3 separate regions of the Homo sapiens genome follow, and all the other regions are linked to region 1. Evidence: read pairs that join two places in POLR2A ChIA-PET (ENCODE). Cell type or tissue: HepG2. All regions are shown on one strand. Region 1 has its middle 27 kb from the start of AXIN2. Region 2 overlaps CEP112 (centrosomal protein 112). Region 3 overlaps CEP112 (centrosomal protein 112).

Region 1 (8,000 bases):
AGCAGACCTGGTGACCGGGCCAACATCTTTATTTTATGAATGAGAAAATAACATTTCAAAAGCCAAGATGGCTTGCCTGGAGAGCACCCGTGAATTGGTAGTAGCAGAACCCCCACCAAAGGCAGAGCTGACTCCCACAGCTAGAGCTGGATGAGCAGACAGGACCTGGGGAAGAAAGGAAGACTGCATCCAACTAGAACATTGCCCCAGGGAGACCCAACACTTGTATGACACTGGCATCAGCCCTGGCTAGCATCTTTCCAAGGCCTCCTGGCGGCTTCTTGCCCTGCACACCTGTGCGTTGCCCTTCAGTAAATCCCAAAGCCAGAGGGGGCCTCCCCTGGGTCATCATGGCCCCTGGGGTGCCATCCCCTGATTTATTGGGCTGATTGCCCAGCTCAGGTCTCCATTCTAGGGGTTGGAGAGGTTGGAGGGGAGCTCAATAGACTTCCTGGCCACCAAAATTGGGAGGCCTTCCTGGCGCATGGCTTCAGGCTGTCCTTTCGGCTGTTAGAAGTTTAACAAAAAGCCTTTGAAATGGATAGATGCTTGACCAGCTGCCAGGGCAGCTATAGCCTCTCTGCAAACTCGGGGCAGGGCTCTCTGACCACATTCCTAGGCCCAACCAGTGGGAAGGCTGGGTGCTGGGGGAGGTTACTAGAATATCTTCACCACTGCCAACATGCCTCAGCCCCACCAACCCTCCTTTGGGCTTCTACAGAGAGCCATCTGAGTCCTCCAAGGACCAGGAAATGCACCCCAGACCCACCAGGGCAACACAGTGCTCCACACAGAGTGTGATTCTGTAAATGTTTCCTGAGTGCAGGTAGAGTGCAGAGGCCTCTGTCCAGCTCTCAGGAGACAATCACCAGCACACCTGAGAAGACTGTGGCCCATCCATCTGCAGCCCTCACTCCATTCCTTACAAAATATGGCTGTCACAGTGGCTCATACCTGTAACCCTAGCTCTGAGTAGGAGGATTGGTTGAGGCCAGGAATTCAAGACCAGCCTGGGCTGCGTGACAGAGTGAGACCTCGTCTCTGTAGGAAAAAAAAAACAATATATATATGTATGGCAGGGTGGGGGAGAGAGAGAGAGAGAAGGTCTCGCTCTGTCACCCAGGCTGAAGTACAGTGGTTTGATCATGGCTCACTGCAGCTTGAGGTGGGCTCAAGGATCCTCCCACCTCAGCCTCTCCAGGTGAGTTGGGACTACAGGTATGCACCACCACATCCAACTAATTTTTTTAAAAAATTTTGTAGACATAAGGTCTCACTCTGTTGCCCAGACTGGTCTCAAACTCCTGGGCTCAAGTGATCCACCTGCCTCAGCCTCCCAAAGTGCTGGGATTACAGGTGTGAGGGACCGTGTCAGGCTGAAATAATTTCTTCTTCTTCTTCTTCTTTTTTTTTTTTTGAGATGGAGCCTTGCTCTGTCGCCCAGGTTGAAGTGCAATGGCTTATTCTCACTCCACCGCAACCTCTGCCTCTCGGGTTCAAGTGATTCTCCTGCCTCAGCCTCTCGAGTAGTTGGGACTACAGGCATGTGCCACCACGCCCGGCTAATTTTTGTATTTTTAGTAGAGATGAGGCTTCACCATATTGACCAGGCTGGTCTCTGATTCCTGACCTCAAATGATCCAACCATCTCAGCCTCCCAAAGTGCTGGCATTACAGGCGTGAGCCACCATGCCCGGCCTCTGTCTCTATTCTTTAAAAAACCAAAAACACCAAAAGCTTCTCTGAAGCAGTATAAATGTACCCTAGGGAAAGAGACTGCAGCATCTCAAGACACAAGCCATACTTGGGCCTCAGGTGGAAGAATCAAAGGAGGGCAGGAGAGAGCTGGGGACCTCCTACTCCGTCTGCAACTGACTCTTGTACCGTGGTGTGGCTGCCCTGCAGCTGCCAGACCTTTGCAGAAAGGCTGTATTGGGAAGATGACTCTGGCCAGAGCCAGCAGCCGCCTTGATTTTATTACCTTTTAACACTCATGATCTAACTAGCTGACCAAATTTCACTTCCAACCTTTTATCCCCCTTTCTGGTTTTTTAAGCTCAGAAAGAAACACTGTGGCCGGGCGTGGTGGCTCACGCCTGTAATCCCAGCACTTTGGGAGGCCGAGGTGGGCGGATCACGAGGTCAAGAGATCAAGACCAGCCTGGCCAACATGGTGAAACCCCATCTCTACTAAAAATACAAAAATTAGCCAGGTGTGGTGGTGCACGCCTGTAATCCCAGCTACTCGGGAGGCTGAAGCCCGAGAATCGCTTGAACCCGGGAGGCGGAGGCTGCAGTGAGCTGAGATCGTGCCACTGTACTCCAGCCTGGGCAACTGAGCGAGACTCCATCTCAAAAAAAAAAAAAAAAAAAAGAAAGAAAGAAAGAAAAGAGAAACACTGTGGCCAACTGTGCCTGGATTATCAGAGATCATAGAGAGTGTTCCCTGAAGAAGGGCAGGTAATGTGTAGCGGTGTGTAACATAGACTCTCCTTGATCACAGATAGGCTATGCATTCATTTGATTTGTTCTTGGAAAATTCTGATGATTAGCTGGGCATGGTGGTGTGCACCTGTCATCCCAGCTTACTTGGGAGGTTTGAGGTGGGAGGATTACTTGAGCCCAGGAGTTCAAGGCTGCCAAGAGCCATGATCACACCACTGCACTCCAGCCTGGATGACACAGCGAGCCCCTGCCTCAAAATTAAGAATAAAAATAAATAAAATAAAATTATGGCGAATATTCAATGTAGCCTGATACAGGGAAATGATATGATTTGTTCCACAATCCAATCCAAAAACTTTGAAAATCATCTGCTAATTTAGATTTTTTTTTTTGAGACAAGGTCTTGCTTTGTTGCCAAGGCTGGAGTGCAGTAGTGCAATTTCGGCTCACTGCAACCTCCACCTCCCCGGTTCAAGCGATTCTCCTGCCTCAGCCTCCCAAGTAGCTGGGATCACAGGTGTATGCCACCACACACAGCTAATTTTTGTATTTTTACTAGAGACGGGGTTTCACCATGTTGGCCAGGCTGGTCTCAAACTCCTGACCTCAGGTGATCCACCCGCCTCAGCCTCCCAGTGCTGGTAACTCATGTCTATAATGAGCCGCTATGCCTGGCCACTAATGTAGATATTATACAAGGCAGCCTACATCCTCTTAGAGAAGAGAGAACTTGGTGGTAACTGAAAACATCTGTAGTATGGCCTGTCCTTGCCCCCAGAGAGGCTGCATGGACAGTGCCCTCTGCACTGTCTTCCCCAGAGCTCCTGTCAGCAAAGGGGTGCCTGAAGCCAGGGTCGCCAGTCCTTGGCTCTGGGACAAAACTGGTCCATGTGTGAAACTGGATGCTGGGAACGTATTGCCAACCTTTGATTTTTATGATGTTGTAAACCCAGATGTCTTAGCTCAGACATATGTGTAATGTATTGGAACAAGCCCAGACTTTGAAGTCAGACAGACTTGTGTTCAAGTCCAGACCCTGCCGTTCACTGACCAGCTTAGCTTGGGCAAGTCCCACAGGCTCTCAGATCCTCAGTATTCCCGGTGGTGTGTGGTGGGTCCCGCATGAAAGACACCTACCTGTGCTGGGCCCCTGCTTTGGGTGAAGTTCTGGAAATGCAAAGGTGAATGAATCTTTTCCTTGCCCTTAAAGAGCTCACACTGTAGAGCTGTGGGCACAGGTTCCCGTGCTGTGCAATGGGGTGGGGACTTTGAGGTAGACACTGGGGGTGGCCAGGAGAGCCTGGCCATCCTGGAGCATGGCACAGACTCCCCGTCCCCCTCACTCTCATCCCCACATCTGGGGCACCAGGGTTCCCACAGTGAGGTGGGGCATAAACCCTGCCTGGCAGAGAGGCCGACAGAGGTTATACAGGCGTTCCCTGACAGTTCAGATGTTACAGTCAGAGTCTCGTTGTTTTCTTGCAGTCTTGAGGCTCCAGACAAGTCAGCTTTGTAAATGGGCCTAGGGTACAGATTTGAATGTTTCAGAGGGAGATGCTCTGCTTTTGGGTCTATCAGTGACAGGACCCAGTGGGCTGTCAAGGGGAAGGGGGAAAGGGATGGTGTCCCAGCCATGTCATCCACAGTCCTGGTTTTCCAAGAGAAAGGTGACTTCCGTGCGTCATTATAACAGGGAAGAGGTTAACCTGGAAGCTCAATGGTTCTGGGACACTGTGGAAGGCTGGCCTGGCCCTGGAGGGTGGGGGGCAGGACAGGCAGTTGACATATGGGTGGCTGAGTGTGTCTGGCTGGATCAGGAGTGCGGGCGGCCAGCGAGCTGGCACCGGGCCTGGTTAAAGGCCTATCAGAGTCTCATTGACTGGCTGTCTTTGATCTCTGTTTATTCACAAGTCTGAAGAGGTAACGCCCGTGCTCAGTGATTAATTGCATTTTGGGTGGAGACCACATGCCTTAGTGATAGCTGCAGCCACAGGGACAGACCAAGGTTTCTGTCAGTATCCAGCCTTGAAGGTCAAAGTTCTCCCTATGCACCTTCTCATCACCTGCATGAAGCTTGCAAAGGCAGCCGCCAACCTGTAGGGGACATTCAGTAAATGTCACTTTTCTCCCTGCTGGCCCTTGTCTGACATTACTCAGCATTTCAGAAGTGGCATATACTATGGACTTACAACAAGCCTTGAACATTCTTGGAAAACTTGCCCAAGCTGGAATCCCATTTTTATCTTTATAACCATCTTAGAGATGAGTAGGGCAGGTAGAGTCGTTGTGATTGTGGAGATAAAGAGCACTGAGTAACCGATGGATGGGAACTTGGCCTTCCCCACATTAGTTAACCAGTCAGTGGCAGCCCTTGGATGGGCCCCGATTCTTGCAGCAAAGCCCTATTGTAGCCACTGATGTGGTTCTCGGTTAGCTGGTGAGGTCAGTATGGGGTCATTCCTTGCTTGCCAAATCCCTTGTCCACTCCCAGCTGGAAAAAATTTTTTCGAGTTATAAAGTCCCCATAATCCCGGAAAAGGAGCTGATGCGGCTGTCCTGTTTTGGGCTTTCCTCGACATTCTAGATTTGAACCATACTAAGTACTTCCCAAGCAGGAATTCCTGGCTGGCCCTGGCTAGTCATGAGATGCACTGGAAGTCCCTGGGCAGCCTCACATGGCACCAGATGCCCTCAGTGCTCTGCTCTCCAACCCCCTCTCTCCCCACCCCCACCCCACCCTGGAGACCAGCTTCTTCCTGCTTCACTCGCAGCGTTTCCTGCTGCCTCTCTGGTGGAAGCTTCTAGAATGTGTTTTGCTGGCAACTGGGAGAGCAGCAAGTGTCTGCATACCTTTAATCTCCTCCCAGCCCTTAACTAGTGGTGGACAGATGCTGGGGTATAAATCCTCCAGCTCCCTTGTCCCCAAGCCAGAACAGTGGTGAGCAGTGGGCTACGCTGTCTCCAGATTTCCCCATGGGTGGAACCAAAGTCCCCCCTCTGTGGACACTGCTCGGTGTCACAGCCTTGCTTGGCTTCCTTCCCTTCCATTCCCTCGCTCCCCTGCAGGATTTTCCTTACAGTTTTCCTAGTAATTCACATGCATTCCCCTCACAGAGTCAGTTTCTGGGGAGCCCTATCTAAGACAGTTGCTGAAATAAAATGTGAATATCTAAACAAATATGATCGCTTACATTCGTGTAATGGACTCCCATGGGGTCCCTGCTGCCTGAATCCTACCTCTCATTACATCCAGCCCCAACACGCCCACAACAGGGAGCTTTCTAAAACCCAGCTCAGGTTACGTAGCTCCTCCACTACCCAGTTTAAGACAATTTATCTGCGAAGTCAAGGCCATACTCCTAGCAGAGCCCTGGGTTTCTCCTTGATCTGGCCACAACAACTTCCACTCCAGACAGCCCCCTGTGGGTTACGTACTGTCCGGCTCCACAGGGAGCCATCCCCTCTCCCAAGGCTGCGTCGAGCTTCAGAGCCTGTGCTCATGCTGTTCCATCTTCCAGGTTTGCCCTTCTCAGTTTCCTTGAGCTGATTTTACCCCTTGTCATCTCCTGTAAAGTAGACTCAGTGCCCCCTTTTGCTCCCCTAGCACCCTGGGTACATCTCCACCTTGGTCGTTACCCTGTTTCTATGTTGATCTCTCACACAATGAGAGCTCCTGAAGAGCAAAAGTCCGGGTCTGACCATTGCTGACACTGCCCCCGAGTCTAAGCCAGTGCCCACCTGGCAGGCACCTGACATGTGGGTCAGAACAACCTGGTGATGCTCCCAGAGGAGCTCCATGAAACATGGTGCTATGGACCCAATCTGTCTCCCCAAAATTCCCATGTTGATGCCCTGACCCCCAATATTCAGAGATGGGGCCTTTGGGAGGTGATTAGGTTCAGATGAGGTCATGAGGATGGGGCCCTCATGGTGGGATTAGTGCCCCTATAAGAGGAGACACAAAGGCCAGGCACAGTGGCTCACGTCTGTAATCCCAGCACTTAGGGAGGCTGAGGCAGGCTGATCACCTGAGGTCAGGAGTTTGACACCAGCCTGGCCAACATGGTGAAACCCCATCTCTACTAAAAATACAATACAAAAATTAGCCGGGCGTGGTGGCGTGTGCCTGTAATCTCAGCTACTGGGGAGGCTGAGGCAGGGCAATCGCTGGAACCCAGGAGGCAGAGGCTACAGTGAGCTGAGATCGTGCCACTGCACTCCAGCCTGGGCAATAAGAGTGAGACTGCATCTAAAAAAAAAAAAAAAAAAAGAGATGCCAGAGAGCTTGCTCTCTCTCTGTCTCTCAGCCATAGCAGGACATAGCCAGAAGGCAGCCCTCTGCAAGCCAGAAAGAGAGCCCTCACCAGGAACCAAAGACGTCAGCATCTTCATCTTGGACTTCCAGCCTCCAGAACTGTGAGAAGTAAATATCTGTGATTTAACCACCCAGTGTATGGTGTTTTGCTATGGCAGCCCAAGCTGACTAATGCACATGGGTACAGTAAACCCAAATGTACATTTCTGGGCAAATACCAAAGATCCTGTTCTAGAATTCAGTGTCAAGACCTACCAAATATTTTTTAGGGTTGGTTTTTCTTAATTATGGGAGAAAGAATTGAGGCATTTCTGTCCATTAATTTTACCTGTATGTAATGACAATTACATCCATTGTTTTAGGCTATCTTGATCCAGGGTGGTCTAAAAATCACTGGGCTAAGCTGCTGACCCCTCAGCCTGACCTCCTGAGTCTCCAGAGAAAAGCTCTGGAATCCGGCTTTGTGTAGACCTCCCCCAGGACTCTGATGCAGAGAACAGGTGCAGCCCATGGTGCTGTCTAGCACCCCTGGACCTAAAAGCTCTAAGGCCAGGTCTGAAACTGAACTCATGAATGCTCTCACTCCAAGATCCCACTTGATCTGTTTGATCTATTTGATCCAGTGTGATCTGTTTGATATTTAAGTTTTATGAATTGTTTGCAAGTGACATACAATGTCAACAGTGAGTCAGGCACCCCCAAAGCCAAATAGGGTGGATTCATCAGAGATAAAAGCAACCAGCGAGACTGGCCTGCAAGAGTCATCCCGGCCACTCTCAAGGCATGTGAACGTTAGCCTCACCTTCCAAGGCCCAAAGTCCCTGCTCTTCCTGAGGTTCTCTTGGATCGGCCAGAGGGGCCCGTGTATGCGCTCTGCATTCTGCCTCGGGTTGGGGGGTTGGCTAAGAAGGGATCTCCTAGCTTCTGGGCCCTGAGCAGCAATCAGAGCCTCCTGGGGCCTGCGGGACTTCCTGGTGGCGCCACCAGCCCTTTTAGTGCCAGCACGTTGGCCTTGGCTTTGCTGGCTCTTCCAGCAGCCAGCACTGTCCCTGCCAGGAACTGTGATCCCACAGCCAAGGCTTTGTAGCCTCTTCATGGAGAGAGAGGCTGTGCAGCTTCCTCTTCAGCTGGGCCAGGGTCCCTTGGGGTTCCCTTTCTTCCAAGGCCACATCCCTTAAGAAACAAAGCAAGTCCTTCTCAGGTGCTCGTGATCCTTGCAGGGGGTGCCTCAAGGACCTTC
Region 2 (8,000 bases), 100 kb before region 1:
GCGAGAGCAGAAATCTCTAGAAAGACGTCCGGTCTTGCTACAGTACTACATCTGAAAGCCTCTCTCTGTTATATACCTTGTATTCTGGGAACATTTTTTAAAAAATTGTTTTTATCATTGTGACCTAGTATTTCTCTCTTCCAATAAAGTTTTCCTTTATTAAAAAACCTTTTAACCACTTTATAATTGAAATGAACTTGTGTTTCATTTATTCATTATTAAAAGGCATGTATCTGCCATCACTTTATTCTTGTTTAATTGACGCAGAACTACAAGAGAAAACTTTGGTAAGACTATACATAATTCCTTAATGTGTGGTTTTACAAGTTAAGGAGTGGCTTGAGCTGAATTATGTTCATACATATTATTAAAATAGCATTGACTAGATACTCTTTTTTCCCCAAACTCACAGAAAAGCCCTGTACTGTCACAAGTGCCATTCAATGGGCATGTTAGCTACCAGGTCCTTTTCCTCACCCTGAAGAGCCCATTAACATGTTCAATTTTTGACACTTTAATTTGCTCTCATTATTTTCAGATTTGGAACAAATCAAATTATCCTACAATGCTCTCCCTTTTAAAGAGTGCGGTGTGCGCTCATTGTTCTTGTGGAGCTGCTTATGTCGTTTACATTTTTCTTCTGGAAAGTGTCATTCTTTATTCCCGACCAGCAGAAAGCACTCTGAAAGTCAGGAGCGGTGTAGCTTCCCACAGCCAGCTGACTTACAGTATATTTAAAGGCAGATTTAATTGGGAGAAAAGAACTGTCTTTTCAGTAATGATGCCAGTTAACACTGCAGAGCTAGGAGAGGAGGGACAGTTCTGCAGAATAAACAATTTAACTGTTCAAGTTGGGTTTTGTTTCATATTTTTGACCCAGTGTTGGACATTCTGTTCTTTAATTATCTTGGGCTTTTCTCAGGAAGAAACTAAAAGTTGTGATTTTGTGTGTGTGTGAAATGTCAAATTTGAAGCTTTTTTGAATAAGGATGACACAACTTAAAGTCCGCGGTTGTACTTATTGAGCAATTGTGGTCATTTTCACATAGTCCTTATGTCAAATTCTGAGGTTGGAACTCTAATAACCTAATAATCTTTTAGAATATAAAACCAGGACCAGCTGCCAATATAAACTGTCATTTTCCTTTCATGCCGTACATTTTAACTTTTTTGAAAGTGAAATATTATTTGGTGACTTTTCAGTTTTTTAACTGATCTTTAATAGGTAACGAAAGTCATTTCTAAATACAACTGCTTTCTCTGATTAACTTTAGAAAGATCACACTTTACATCTTTATAAGGAAATTTTTAAAGGCCTGCCTTTTTGAAAAGCAAATGTAATTTGAATTCCATTTTAATAATACTGATAAAATATGGTTGACTTCGTAGTCTGTTCACTATGTGAAGTATGGAAAAAGGATCAGATCTAGTTATGTTACCCTGCCTTCTTTGGAACTTTCTTTTGGCTAGATTTCCGTAATATGTCATCCTAACTTCTCCTCAATTGCCTCCTGCCTATCTGGACTTCCACCAGATTTCTTGGCCTCCATCTCCTCCTCTGCCTGTCTGAGTGTGGGCATCACCCAAAGGGCAGGTTTTAGAACCTCTTCTCATTTTAGGAAACTTCCCTAAGGAAGTTTCCGCATTTGCACCTCTGTCTGAGAGCATGCCCCACTGTTCAGACCCACTGAGCAACGTGATCTGCTAGCCAGGGGTCCTAGTGAGCTCTGGTTGCTGTAACAATATCCCTTGGACAGGTTGGCTCCTAAACACAAAAGCTTATTTCCCATAGCTCTGGAGGCTGGGACATCCAAGATCAAAGCACCAGCAGATTCAGGGTCTGGGGAGAGCCTGCCTGATTCCTAGTTCGTTGACACCCATCTTTGTACTGTGTCCTCCCATGGTGGAAGGGGCCAGGGACCTCACTCAGAGCTTTTAGAAGGGCACCAGTCCCATTCTTGAGGACATTCCCTGCCAGAGGTCCTGTCTCCTAATAACCTTGGGGGTTAAGATTTCAACATACGAATTTGGAGGGGGCACGGATAGTGTCTAGCAATATTTGGAGTCTAGCAATAGTTCCTCCTTGAAGTCCCGCCAGCACCTTCAACCCAGCATGTCAGAAAGCACACTGCCCCACCGCTTCTGACTTGTGCTTAGCAAGAATTCACTATTTTCTGGTCACTCCATCTTAAAGCCTTGGGGTATCTCTGAGTCCCTTTTTTCCAATTCCCTGTCAACGGTTCCACTTCACCCATCCCCTTCTCCATATCCATCACCCTCTTTCCAGGCCTGTTGTCTTTGGCCTTCACTTTTGCAGCATCCTCTTTTTTTTTTTTAATCCCTTGACTTCACTGAGCAGAATTATTTCCTCAAGATTCAAGAGAAAAACACAATTGGGCGTGAATAGGGCCAAATGCTTCTGTGGAAAAAGGAAGAAAGTTAGCTTCTGGTTTTGGCATTTGGTAGATGACAAGTGACTGGTGTGAAAACTGACTCAGGAGAGCAGTGGGGACAGGGGGCAGGTGTAACGGGGTATGTAGTGAATGGGGCAGGGTGTGGGACGCCGAGTGTAGCACTCTCAGGGTTCTGCAGGTGAAGGCAAGGAGGGAGAGAAGCCAGGAAGTGGGGAACAACTCTTCGTTTAAGAGAAGGGAGAGGCATGCCATCTTTCTCTTCTGTGAAATAAAATTAAAGGAGTATTTTTTATTGTAGCAGAAACCAGATAATATATTATCAATTATTATCATTATGATATGTGTGTGTGTGTTCAGAGATAGATATAGACATTTGGAGGATATATTTGTGTATTTTGTGTCTCAGGACACATAATCACCTTTGGTTAAATGTGCCACATGAAGGACAGTCAGAAGCCCTGATGATTGAAGTAAATATCTTTAGGGAGTAGAGTTCAAATGTTTATGAGTTCCTTCCACAAACATGAATTCAGTGTCACCTGTGTACCAGGCATTGAGCTGGCTTGGCACTGGGCTTGCAGAGATGAAGAGAGGAGAGCCCTGAGCTGCAGTTGCATGCCACCCAGACATGTAAATTAATTCTCTTAAACACTAGATGGATGAAAGCCCAGAGAAGTCCATACTTAGCTCTTGTATAGATTAGGGCAATTACATCATTGAGCAGAGTAGGTGCGGTAGGGACTTCCAGGCAAAGAAAAGAGAAAATCAGTACAGAGTGGGAAAGAGGCAGCATGGAGTAGCACAAACATATTCAATTTGAAGTTACAAAAATATGTTAAAATTCCAGTCCAGGCCAGGCGTGGTGACTCACGCCTGTGATCCCAGCACTTTGGGAGGCTGAGATGGGTGGATCACAAGGACAGGAGATCGAGACCATCCTGGCTAACATGGTGAAACCTCGTCTCTACTAAAAATATAAAAAATTAGCCGGGTGTGGTGGCACATGCCTTTAATCCCAGCTACTTGGAGGCTGAGGCAGGAGAATCGCTTGAACCCGGGAGGTGGAGGTCGCAATGAGTCGAGATTGTGCCACTGCACTCCAGCCTGGGTGACAGAGCAAAACTCCGTCTCAAAAAAAAAAAAAAAAAAAAAATTCCAGTGCAGTGTCTTACTGCTAACCACATGGACTTGAGCAAGGTAGTTAACTGCATGGAGCCTCAATTACATCCTCTCTAACATAGATGGAATAATACTGGGTGCACAAAATTGTCGTAAGGGTTAAAAATAAAATCCACTCCGTGGATGATAGCTCCTGTTGTTATTGCTGATAATGACATCTGCACGGCATGCCAAGGCTTCCTACGGCACAGCGTGGCTGGAGACCAAGCCAGTTGATGAAGCCCCTTGTATGCTGTGCTAAGGAGTGAGAGCTGTCTCTCAGCGGGGCTGGAGTGTTGTTTAAGCATTTCAGTCAGGGAACAACATAATCAGATTTAAGTTTAAGAAGTTCACTCTGACAGTGGTGTGAGGATGGATTAGAGAGCAGGAAAAAGTGGTGACAAAAAAAATAGATAACTATTCTTCCCAATACAGTAATCATTACTTTCCCCAATTATGCAATAAAAGAAGCTGATAAGATCCTATTTGTTGGTAGCTATGAAAGTAGGGGGTGGGGGAAAGGCTACCTCATCAACAAGCACAGGAACTATTGCATTCATCCTTTTGGAAGTAGAACACAACAACAGAATTATAGACAATTCAAGAATGGAGAGATTTCCAAGCTCATTCTCAGACCTGGTTGAGTTGTAGATTTATGATCAAGTCTAATATCAAAGACACCCTAAAGCATGCAAGCTCATTCACAGACCATTTCACTTTTTAAATTAGTTCTTAGCCTGGGGTCCATTCACAGATGGGCTTCAGGCAATCTATGAATGTCCTACAGTGAGAGGCAAAATCATAAAACTATGGTTTTTCTCTTTCTAGGGAGTAACTACATAGCTTTCATCAGATTCTCAAAGGAGTCTAGAACCTCCCAAAAGGTTAAGAACCACTGTTTATCTGGACATAAAAAAGACTGGCATTGTGTTTGCAGGAATCTTTAATGGACACTAATTTAGCCATTGTGTCTGAACTCGTGTCTCCACCTGGATGTGTAATAGGCATTTCAAACTGAAGCCAACTGAGGCTGAGCTCCGGCTCCTCTCCCCCAACACCTGCCCTGTCTCTGTGAATGCCAACTGCAGTCTTAGCTCCTCAGGCCAGAATCCCTGGGGTCCTGTTTTTTCCTCTCTCTGCTTCCACTCCTTCAGGGCCATCATCTCTATTTCATACCTGGACCTGATCCTTCCTTCATCAGCTGCTACCACCTGGCCCCGCTCTCCATCTTCCCTTTCCTGGTGTTACAGTGGCCTCTCCCCTGCTCTCTGCCTCTGCCTTGCCCCTCAGTCTGCTCTTCAGACAACAATGAAAGCAGCACCTGCTCCCCACCCCCCAGCAACTTCCTGTCTATCTCTGGGCAAAATCTAAAGCCTTTGACCTGCAAGACTCCACGTAACCTGATGTGACTTGAACCCTGTTATGTCCTTGACTTCACTGCTGCTGCTTTGATCACTCTCAACAGTGACCTTATGGCTTCCACAAACATACCATCTCGGAGTCATTCCACATGCAGTGGCTATTGCTTGGAAGGCTCTTCCTGTGGAAATTTACATGTGACTTGCTCTCTCTTGTCCTTCAGGTCTTCGCCCAGCTGGGCCTTCTTGGACCATCTATTTAAAATCTCAATCCCCTCTTCCTCACACCACTCCAGAATGTCCCCTTCCCTGCTTTATTTTTCTTCTGCACTCATCACGGTTATATAATACACTTACTGTTTGCTTATTGCCTACCTCCACCCCATTATAATCTAAGCATGTGAATGCAAGGATTTTTTTTTTTTTTTTTTTTTTTGAGACAGGGTCTCATTCTGTCACCCAGACTGGAGTGCAGTGACACAATCATAGCCCACTGCAGCTTCAAACTCCTGGGCTCAAGTGATCCTCCTGCCTCAGCATCCTAAGTAGCTGGGACCACAGGTTTGCACCCCCACACCCAGCTAATTAAATTTTAAAAAATTGTAGAAAAGATCTTGCTATGTTGCCCAGGCTGATCTTGAATTCCTAGTTTCAAGTGATCCTCCTGCCTTAGCCTTTGAAAGTGCTGAGATCACAGATGTGAACCACTGTGCCCGACCGGAGTTTTTTTTTTTTTTTTTTTTTTTTTGGTCTGTTTTCTTTCATTGCTATGTCTAGAGTACCTATCGTAATTCTTGACACACAGCAGGAACTCACTAATATTGACTGGATGAAATGAATTTTGTGAATTTGGCACCTTTGCTGTTACCACCCCATGCATTCTGCTCACTGTAACTTTCCATGTAGTATTTCTGTAATTACATTGGATTGTTTGAATGGACAATCCAGTGTCATTATAGAAATAGCACATGGAAACTACAAGTTCTTTTTCTAGTTCATCTCTTTACTTAACATAGTAATTGATGCAGTGGTAATTATTGGTCTTTGTGGTTTCCATTTCCCATATTAACCTGAATGCTATTTCAAACAGCTACTTGGCAAAGGAAAGAGTTCACCTCTTTCCATTTCTTACAAGTTCCTCAAGTTCCATACCATCCTCTCTGACTTTATAAAGAAATTCCTTTAAGGCTGCTATAATTTACTCAAATTATCATAATATAATTTTGAAAAATGTTATGCTGGTCAGATATTACAATTCCTATCCGTCACAATGATATTCAGAGTGTAAGTGTACATTGCAGGTGTCCTGAGGGAGCCATTTTCATTGCAATAGTGTTATGCTTTATTACATATGCTTTATTACATGCTTGTGGTTCTGTGCTGGGAATATGAGACATTTTAATATATGATTGACATCTGCCAATTTGTCTATTTTATAACTTTGGAATTTTTTATACTAGGTATTCTTAAAGCAGAAAACATCTTGGCCTGACACACAAAAGTCTGGTATTGTTTGCCTGAATGCTTTGGAACAAGAGTAATAAACTAGAGATCTGAGGCCTTTTTAGTGCCAGTTCATGGTGTAGAACTATTTTTCCAAGTGTGCTAATTATTAATGATATCTTTATTTTATACCGTTTCAGGTTTTACAAGATGAATTAGAAAACCGTTCTAATCAGGTGCGATGTGCAGAGAAAAAATTACAACACAAAGAATTGGAGTCACAGGAACAGGTACCCTCTCCTTTACTATTTGACTCTCTTGTTTACTTTCTCTAGGTCAAGAAGTGTGTGCAGCCAGGTGCAGTGGCTCACACCTGTAATCTCAGCACTTTGGGAGGCCGAGGTGGGTGGATCACCTGAAGTTAGGAGTTCGAGACTAGCCTGGCCAACATGGTGAAACCCTGTCTCTACTAAAAATACAAAAATTAACTGGGTGTGGTGGCAGGTGCCTGTAATCCCAGTTACTTGGGAGGCTGAGGCAGGGGAATTACTTGAACCCGGGAGGCAGAGGTTGCAGTGAGCCGAGATCGCACCATTGCACTCCAGCCTGGGTGACAAGAACAAAACTCCGTCTCAAAAAAAAAAACAAGTTTACACATTGCCTGTTTCAGTTAAGATGCTTTGGGTGCAAGTAACAGAATATCCCACCCATGGTTCACATAAAAAATAAAGCAATTTATTACCTCACAGAACAAGAAGTCCACAAGTAAAGCATTCTCATGACTCTCCCTCCGGTGCTGGCTTCATTCTAGAACCAACTTCAAGATGGCTGCAGCAGTGCCAGGCATTCTGCCCAGATCTGCACTATTCGGAGGCAGAAAAGGGCTGCCAGTTTCTAGGGCCTAATGAGTAAGGAAATCTTTCCTGGAAACTACCCCCTCCCTTTACATGTCATTGGCCAGAGAAGGTCACATGCTTAGCCTGGCATACCCAGTCCCTGGCTAAAGAACTGAGTATACAAAACTAGCCTAGAATAATCAGGACCCACCTGCTGGTGATGAAACTGGGAGAAGAATGAAAACTGGAACAAAAAGGAGGGGAAATGGAGTGTTGAGTATGCAGCCAACAGTGTCTGCTATGTCATCATTTCAAAATAAATGGATATTATTTTGCTTAGAGGCATAAATCACATTTTCTTTTGAATTTTAGTTTTCTCCTTTTTCTTTCCATTCTTTTCAAAATAATGTAATATAACCCAGAATAGTATGGCTGTGACAATAGCTAATGACCTATTTTATTTTTAAATGACAGCATTATTTTCACCCAACTCTTCTGGTTATAATAAATTACACTTAGTGGTAATTTTGACAATTTAAACTAAAAAGTCAACATGTATCACTAGAGACCATGAATCTTGATGAAACCCTTTATAAATGCATTGCCCTCAGCTGTTGAGTGTAGCGTTGCTAATATTGATCTAAGTGCCACCAATCCATTATGTACAGAAACAGTCATAGGAATTGACAGATGTTTATACATTGGTTGTAAAACTCAGTACAGGAATATTGGCATATTATATTAGCTTATTCTGAATTTGGGGGAAGGGAAAACACAAAAGTAAGGCTGAT
Region 3 (8,000 bases), 160 kb before region 1:
TCCTCTCTCTCTTTCTTGATTGATACTTCTCCATAGGCCTTGCACCATGTAACTTTTCAAAGTTACTTTGTTTACTCTCTAGATGTTTCATAAAAATGGAGAGAGATTCTTGGCTGTTTTGTTCATTGCTGCTGTCCAGCTGCCTAGAGTGGATGAATGAATTGGATATTTAGTTATAAAGGAGCTTCATTGGGTTTGTGAGATTTGGGGGCTGGCCATAAACTCATGAAGAGTAGCTCACACCAAGACACAGGCCTTCCTGCACTAACTATTATCCGTGACTCTAGCATTTTTAGGGAAAAGTAACCTCATCTTTATGACACTAGAATTAATTTTTAGATTTTCTAGTGGGTGAATATTTTTAAAGCACTTAGAACAGTGCCTGGGACATGGTATGAGTTCTATTAAGCGTTTATTTTAAAAGCAACAAATACTTTATTAAGCATTTTGTGACAAAAAAAAATAGTGACAGAATGTGAGCCAAGACAAATAAACCTCAAGAGGTTCAGAGTAGCCCTAATTCTGGTGGAGAGTGGCTTTAATCATAATAGAGCTGGAGTCAAGTCTGATGACTTACTAGAAAAATAGCAATAGTCACATGCCCTCTCTATTCTGGAAGAAACAGAACTACCCTGTGTACTCGATGGGATTATAGATACAAAGAGATTTATGGAATGAACTCTAAAGAATTGGTTTTGAACTTAAGTCCGTAAAAAAATGGTTATGAAAAGAAAACTTCAAAGGTATGGACTGAGGCGATAGAAGAGGCAAAGGGCTTGTACGGCATCCACTCATTCATTAGATGGACAATTATGCCCCAAACACTATGTTAGGGGCTAGGAGCTGCCTTCTAGGATCTCATTATCTAGTGGGAAAAAGACAGGTTAACCAACAATGACTAATTCAGCCTTAGTACTACCATAGAGGTGAGCCTGGAGTGGGCTGTGAGCACGGGATTGCTTCCTCACCCTATTTGTGATATGAAAATAAACAAATCATTTGCTTCCAACTAAAGGTAGTGGACAGAACTCACCTGTTTTTATCTCTACTCCCTGAGGAAGTCCCATCAAAATGAAAGTAAGGAAATTGAAAAAGGCATGAACCAGTGGTTTTTAACCTTGGCTGAACTTTTGAAATAGCAGCAGAGATTTTTAAAAATCCTAGTGTCCAGCCTGTAGCCCAGATAAATTGAATCAGAACCTCTGCAGATGAGACTCAGGCATCAAGATTTTTATACTATATATTTTTTCAAAGAAAATAAGAGACAACCATACACATAAGAAATCAATAGCATTGAGAACTTGAAAAAGGCTGGGCCTGAAATTAACTTAGCAGAACTAATAATCCTAAAAACTGAACAATTTCTGGGGGAAGGAAGACCTGAAGGATACCCATTAGAAGCAGCAAGATCTTTCCTGTGGTAGAACTTTGGGAAGGTTCAGGAATTGGAGAGACTGGGTATGGGGTGAAGTGAAGAACTGGAAGATTGGTTGAAAGTCTGCATTTGGGACAGATGGCCCAGATTTTATCCCAAGACTGCCCCCATCCCTATCCCTGGTTTGTTCTCTGGAGAGGTGGAATGAGAAAGGGCCTCAGGTACAGTTGAGGAGAAATGTGAGGCTAGCCTTGCACGAGAGTCACTCTCCTGAACACCTTGATGCCCTTCTGAAAATACTGGCCATCAGATTTGTGCTGCCTGGCAGGAAACTGGAGGATGCAGCTCTGGGCAAACTGATCCAAGAGGGAAATCCAGTCAGATGCTGGCATGGGAGAGTCCAGGCCCCTTTGTAACACACCCTGCAGTGATGCCCACCCATCCACAAACCCATACATATATGCAAGATTCTTCTATCCAGCTTTGGAGACCTCACTTTGAATAAGAAAGGACATCAAAGATCACCAGATATTTGAGGAAAGTATCTAAAGTGAAAGACAAAGACCAAAACAGACAGGTGAAAGTAAATAAACAAAGGGAACTCAGAAACACACACACACACTCTACTGAGCAGAAAAAAATTAAAATATATGTGTAGATAGATAGTTATAGACATATAGACAGATGATGGATGGATGGATGGATGGATGGATGGATGGATGGATGGATGGATGGATGAAAGGAACAGTAGATAGATAGATAGATAGATAGATAGATAGATAGATAGATAGATAGATAGAAGGACTGTATTGCAAGGCATGACGCAGTGCTCTCACTGGTGGAGCACCTGTGCTCTGCAGCCAAAGTGTGAGTTTGTGTCCTGGCTTCATCACTTCCTAGCTGTGTGATGCTGGGCAAGTTACTTACCCTCTCTGTGTCTTCGTTTTCTCATCTGTAAAAAGAGGGATGTTAATGATGATGCTGTTCAAAGAACAAAAAGGAACTGTTGGGAATTATGAATATGATGGCAGAATATAAAGTTTTAGGTAAAAGTTGAGGAAATTCTAAGAATAATCAAAAAGACAAATGGAACATAGAAACAACAAGAAAAAGAGACACTAAATCTAAGAGGTACAAAATCAGAGTTGCAGGGAGAGACATACTCAGGGAGAGAAACAGACGTACAGAGAGACGAGAGAAATCATGAGAGTAATGACCAGCCTTTCCCAGTAGTAAAGGACACAAGTTCAGAGTGAAAGAGCCTCTTTAGTGCCCGCATGATTGATGGGGAAAAGACACAGTCTAGGGCACGTCACTGTGACATTTTTAAACCTTGACGATGAAATAAAGATCCCAAAAGTTTCCAGAGAGCAGAAAACAGATCACATAAAAAGAATTGGAACTTGAGTGGCAGAGGGGATAACCAAGTTCTAAGCAATGTGGACTGATTGTGGAAAGGCCACCCTATTTCCAGGACATAAAACTTAAAACTTGTTTGATTTAGATACATTTGTCACTGTAAAAATTAGCTCTTATGTATTTGGCAGAGTAGGGGCTCACCTCTGCTCAGTGATTCTCAAAATCCCATATCTCCTTTGTCCAGAAGCATCTATTCCTTTTATTTTTTTAATTAAGGTGAAAAAGTATTAAATTTACCTTCCTTTCTTCTTCCTTCACTTCCCTCTCCCTTTTCCTTGCCCCTCTTGTTTCTTCTCTCTTTCCCTTACTTTACCTTCTGAGCCTTCATACTTTTGCTGTGTCTATTTCTGTCTCTCTTTCTCCCTTTCTCTTTCTATCCACAGAAGTCTTATGTTTGTCTAATAATTGGCAGAAGAGATCTTTTTTTTTTTTTTGCTTTTTAAGTGATGAATAGTTGGCGTAACATCAAAGACAAGCCCTGTGGTTTTCTGGCTGCCCCAGAAGGGCGGTGCAGCTGGCAGGCATCCCAGCTGCCTGGTGATAGGCATGTGGAAGAGATACCAAGCTCACAGGTCACTGTGTATGTGTTCATGTACATGTGTTTTTCAGGCCAACAGCAAGCTGAAGCAGATTGAGAAGGAATACACTCAGAAGCTTGCCAAATCTTCACAGGTAAGCAACATTAAAAGACACAAAACAGGGTAAAACCAAAACAAAAATGAAACCTCCACATAAAAGCCTTGGCACTTTCAAGTTAAACTTCATTCTTTTCAGTTTTTTTTTGTGGAATGGTATCATATTTTTATGGGTATACAAATAAACAATATGGTTTTAATATTTCAGTCATTAAAAATCAAGAAAAATTAGGCATATTTAACCATTTGAAACAACACACACATGCACACACACACACATACACACACTCTCAGATGTTGTAAAACCAGCCTATACACTTGAACAAGCCCAGGCTGAAACATACTTCACAAGGACAGGAGATACACACCTACATTTGTGATGTAAGCAGTTTGGTACTATCTGTGCTTTTTTGGTAATACTCCATTTTGCTCTACCAAAGGCTTCTTCAAACAAAATTCAAAATGACAAATAATTCTAGGTTAAGTCTGCGGCTCAACTGTTGACTCTTTTTAGGACAAAGAGAATTCTAAGTCCCTACATCCATAACTTGCTATTTGTACTTACTGTTGTAGTTTTAGTATAAGAAAGGCCAATAATTGAATGCCTGTCTCTATTTGAAATATGATGCTCAGAGTACTTTTTCAGCATAAGTTATTATAGTGATATCCAGTAGTATCATTTAAGGAACTCCAAGTATTCCTTACTTGTATAAGTGATTCTAGAACAAATAAATACTACTTATCTTTACTTTGCAGGTAGGTAAGTTAAGCCATTTGGTTTTGTGAGCATATCTAATGATTGTTAAAATCAGCTTGTCTTCATATTTTTATATATATATACAGTGGTATTTGGTTAGTAAACTAGAATTTACCATACTACCACATAATGCCACATAATAGTAGTAACAACAACAACAAAAAGATAATAATATCTAATGTTCATGGGGCACTAACCATGTTGACTCATTCAGTCTTTCACAATAACTCTGGAATTAGGAACTATTACTGGTGCCATTTTTCCATTTGCGAAAACTGAGATTTAGAGAGATAAGATCACACAAGTTGGCAAGTGACTCAGCCAGGACCCAGTCTGGATCTGACTTCAAAGTGGAAGTTCTTAACCTTAACACTACCAGCCTGGCCCAATCCCTTCCTTTTATTTTATTTTATTTTATTTATTTATTTTTTTTTGAGACAGAGCCTCGCTCTGTTGCCCAGGCTGGAGTGCAGTGGTGCAATCTCGGCTCACTGCAAGCTCCACCTCCCTGATTCACGCCATTCTCCTGCCTCAGCCTCCCGAGTAGCTGGGACTACAGGTGCCCGCCACCACGCCCAGCTAATTTTTTGTATTTTTAGTAGAGACAGGGTTTCACCATATTGGTCAGGCTGGTCTTGAACTCCTGACCTCAGGTGATCCTCCCTCCTCATCCTCCCAAAATGCTGGGATTACAGGCATGAGCCACCGCACCTGGCCTAAAATTTCAGTTCTACTAATTCACATCCCATTAGAAAAGCAAAAAGTCTTTGTCCAAATGAAGAGTCGTATATGTTTATGTAAGAAATGATGATTATGTCTTGATTGCCATTATTCCAGCCCTTCCTTGAGGAAGGAACATGGAGAAATATCCTTTTAATCCACTGAAAAAGATTCTTGCAATCAAAAGAAATCTATTTAGGCCAAAAGTTAAAGTTTAAATTAAAACATTAAAAATCCCCAGTTGGCATATCCTAACATCCTGCTTATTTCGCTTTACGTTAAATGGGGGAAGCAGACCGAGAGTGAGATATAAGATAGCTAATAAAAATGCCTAAATAATGAGAGTGTAAACAGGAGTATTTATCTAAAGGAATGTATGAAGAAGCCTGATTAGTTGATGTTAAAACAAATTAAATGTAAGTTAATGCAGAAGAAAGCCTGAGCTCTGGAGTCCAGCACCCCTGGATTTGAATACCAGCCCTACCACTTCCGTGACCTTGAGCAAGTTACCCGCCCTCTTTGGAATTCAATTTCCTCATTTGTCAAATGGAGGAGCAGTACTAACCTCATAGGATGGTTTTAACTATTAAGTAAAACAATGCCAAAAATGTGTTCAGTATAGTACCTAGTACACACTAAAGCACTTAACGAATGTGAATTATTATAGTATCAGCACTAAAATTGCCATAGAGAAAGAGGAAAGGAGGCAGGGAAGAATGAAAAAAGGTTTGGAAGGTGGAACAAATTATTGCTTCAGACACCATGTTTTTGGGTGTTCACAAGGTGATAAAATCTCCCTGAAAAGCTTGGAGAGGCACAGGGTTGCTAACTGTTTTCCCAAGAAAAGACTTGAAGGTGGAGAAGGAAAAAGCAACTAGTAACAACTATCATATACTATTACCATCATTTCATTAATCAAGGGACAGCGCAACACCAAAAAATTCTTAGAAAGGATGTAATATAATCAAAGATAGTCCATCCTTCTCATAAAAGTTAGGATGATAACCTTACATTGATAATATTTTGTTTGCCAACTTCTAAATATTTATATCTGTGAACTGGCATTTGAGAAGCATTAGTCTACAATGCCAGTCAGTTCAGAGAAGCATGTCAGATTATTTAAAAATGAGCATTATAAAACAAGACTGTGGATTGGATCTCTCCATATTTAAGTGATAGTTTGTTGGAATCTCTAACTCATATCTCATTAGGCTGATGAGAACACTAAAAGCAAAGTGCTTAACTCTGTTGGGTTTTTAAAAATCCCTCTCTGAAAAAAAGAAAATGAATGCATTAGTAATGAATGTGTTGGTACCTCAGAGAGCATAAGATTAAATTTGGAAAATATTTTAAAGATTTTCCTCCTTTAGAGGAAGCTGCTTACTTTTCATGATTTTATCAAGCCTGTAGGACCTAATAGACCGTGTACACTGAAACTTTGGCACACCTGAGACCTGTGCCCCGTTCTGAGATCTGCAGCACTCACCCTCGCCACCACTGCAGTGTTTGCATCATCTCTGGGCACGCCCCCAAATATCATTTCCATCAGAATCACATTTTTTTTTATCTTAAGAAAAGAATGGAGACGATGCATACACTGCAGTGGTGGTGAGTGCTGGAGTTTAGTCCGCTTAAAACATTGAAATAATAAGTGATTATGTATTAACCTTGCCTCTTCAATATTAATATAGTTTTCCCCACTCAGCCTAGTCACCTAGTGGCCATTTTTCAAGGAAAGATACTGCCATTTTGCCAGAATGTCCATAGTTAGAAACATGGGCAGGACTGAAGTTGGAATGTCAGTTGAGCTTGCCTGCTGCCAAGGGACGAGTGTCTCCTACCACTGTCCCACACTACCCAATGCCTGATGCATATTAGTACCTGGGAATATTCCACATGACCCCTGTGCCCATCTCTATGCCAGCCTCCTGGGGGCCAACCCAGAATGCACAAGGCATCCACTTATTTTGTGAGGAGCGTCAGTGTTCACCTAACGTTCCTAAGCATGGCTTCTTAAGTAGCTTGTCTTCTTTATTGTATTATATTTTAAAGAAGAGTTTTATAAAAGTCTCAAACTGTACTACAAACTGAAAAGCAATAGAATGAGTTGAAGATGAAATCCTAACCCCTATTTAGGATCCTGTTTTTGTTTTTTTTTTAAGACCACTAACATTTTTGCAAAGCGTTAATTGCTTAACAATTATTATTAACTATTATGACTTTCATGAGTTCGGATGCTTACACCATCAGCTCAAAATAGCTCTCCTTTTTGTTTCTGAAAATACTAATTTTTAATATCCATATGAAAATTCTCTAATCTGCTTCTTTCATTGAAACTAATACAGTATAAACATTTAGTTGAGTGCTAGCATTTTGTTCTATGGTTTTTAATTATGATTCAATCAAAACTGGAGGGTTTTGATTATGATTGTATATATTAGCTTTCATTTTTCTTAGAAACTTTTAACATTATTATTCTATGAGAAGGGTAGGTTATCTGAATTCAATTTGCCAGGTGATGGCTTTTTATTACTTACCATGATTATAGTTCTACCACTTAAACTGGGTGCCAGTTATTACATACACTGAGCTAAGGAGAAAGTAGTCCATTTTCTTATACTCTGGGTCTACAACCAGTAGAGTTTTGTTCCTTACCTGAAGCATGTTAATCTGATTATTATGATTATTTCTCAATCTTAAAGTATTAAATCTTGTTTTTTTAATTATCCTTATTTTAGTTACTGTTCCATATCCGTATCACCTGTGAGTCTTTTAACCAAATAATTTATCTATTTATCTAGCCAAGTGTTTCACCTGAAGTGTTTTAACATTCTGCCCCTTATATCGCCTTCCTAAGTTTTAAAAATATCTTTCCAAAAATAATCTCATTATTTTCCCCAGAGGAATCTCTCCTTATTCCCCCAAAGAATGTAAGGTTTTATTTTCCACACAAAAGCAAGCACGTCCTTCTTAGAACATCCTGGACTTCACTTGTAGTCCTTTCCAAAACCTGCATTTTTTTCTTTTCTTTTCTTTTTTTTTTTTTTTTTTTTTTTGAGATGGAGTTTTACCCTTGTTGCCCAGGCTGGAGTGA

The links. ChIA-PET counts read pairs that join two places held together with the same protein. Peaks named below come from ENCODE experiments on the same cell type or tissue, not always from the same donor. Only the 100,000 strongest peaks of a DNase experiment are listed, where the experiment ranks them.
Region 2: POLR2A ChIA-PET joins it to region 1 with 6 read pairs; 3 of 35 experiments call an interaction of 5 or more read pairs at or near these places.
Region 3: POLR2A ChIA-PET joins it to region 1 with 8 read pairs; 1 of 35 experiments calls an interaction of 5 or more read pairs at or near these places.

Annotation. Positions count from the first base shown.
Region 1 is chr17:65,584,905-65,592,904 of GRCh38, reverse strand. No RefSeq gene overlaps it. Among named protein-coding and RNA genes, the nearest start is that of AXIN2, 27 kb to the right of the region's middle. In HepG2, a CTCF peak has its summit at 4,552; DNase peaks (open chromatin) are centred at 564, 4,424 and 7,464; H3K4me3 peaks cover 553 bases.
Region 2 is chr17:65,687,792-65,695,791 of GRCh38, reverse strand. CEP112 (centrosomal protein 112) reads left to right here. Exons shown (of 27, transcript NM_001199165.4): 24 at 6,574-6,663. Among named protein-coding and RNA genes, the nearest start is that of AXIN2, 130 kb to the right of the region's middle. In HepG2, no CTCF peak of the experiment used is centred here; a DNase peak (open chromatin) is centred at 4,991; H3K4me3 peaks cover 342 bases.
Region 3 is chr17:65,746,128-65,754,127 of GRCh38, reverse strand. It overlaps CEP112 (centrosomal protein 112), which reads left to right. Exons shown (of 27, transcript NM_001199165.4): 22 at 3,404-3,466. Among named protein-coding and RNA genes, the nearest start is that of AXIN2, 190 kb to the right of the region's middle. In HepG2, no CTCF peak of the experiment used is centred here; DNase peaks (open chromatin) are centred at 3,307 and 4,477; H3K4me3 peaks cover 521 bases.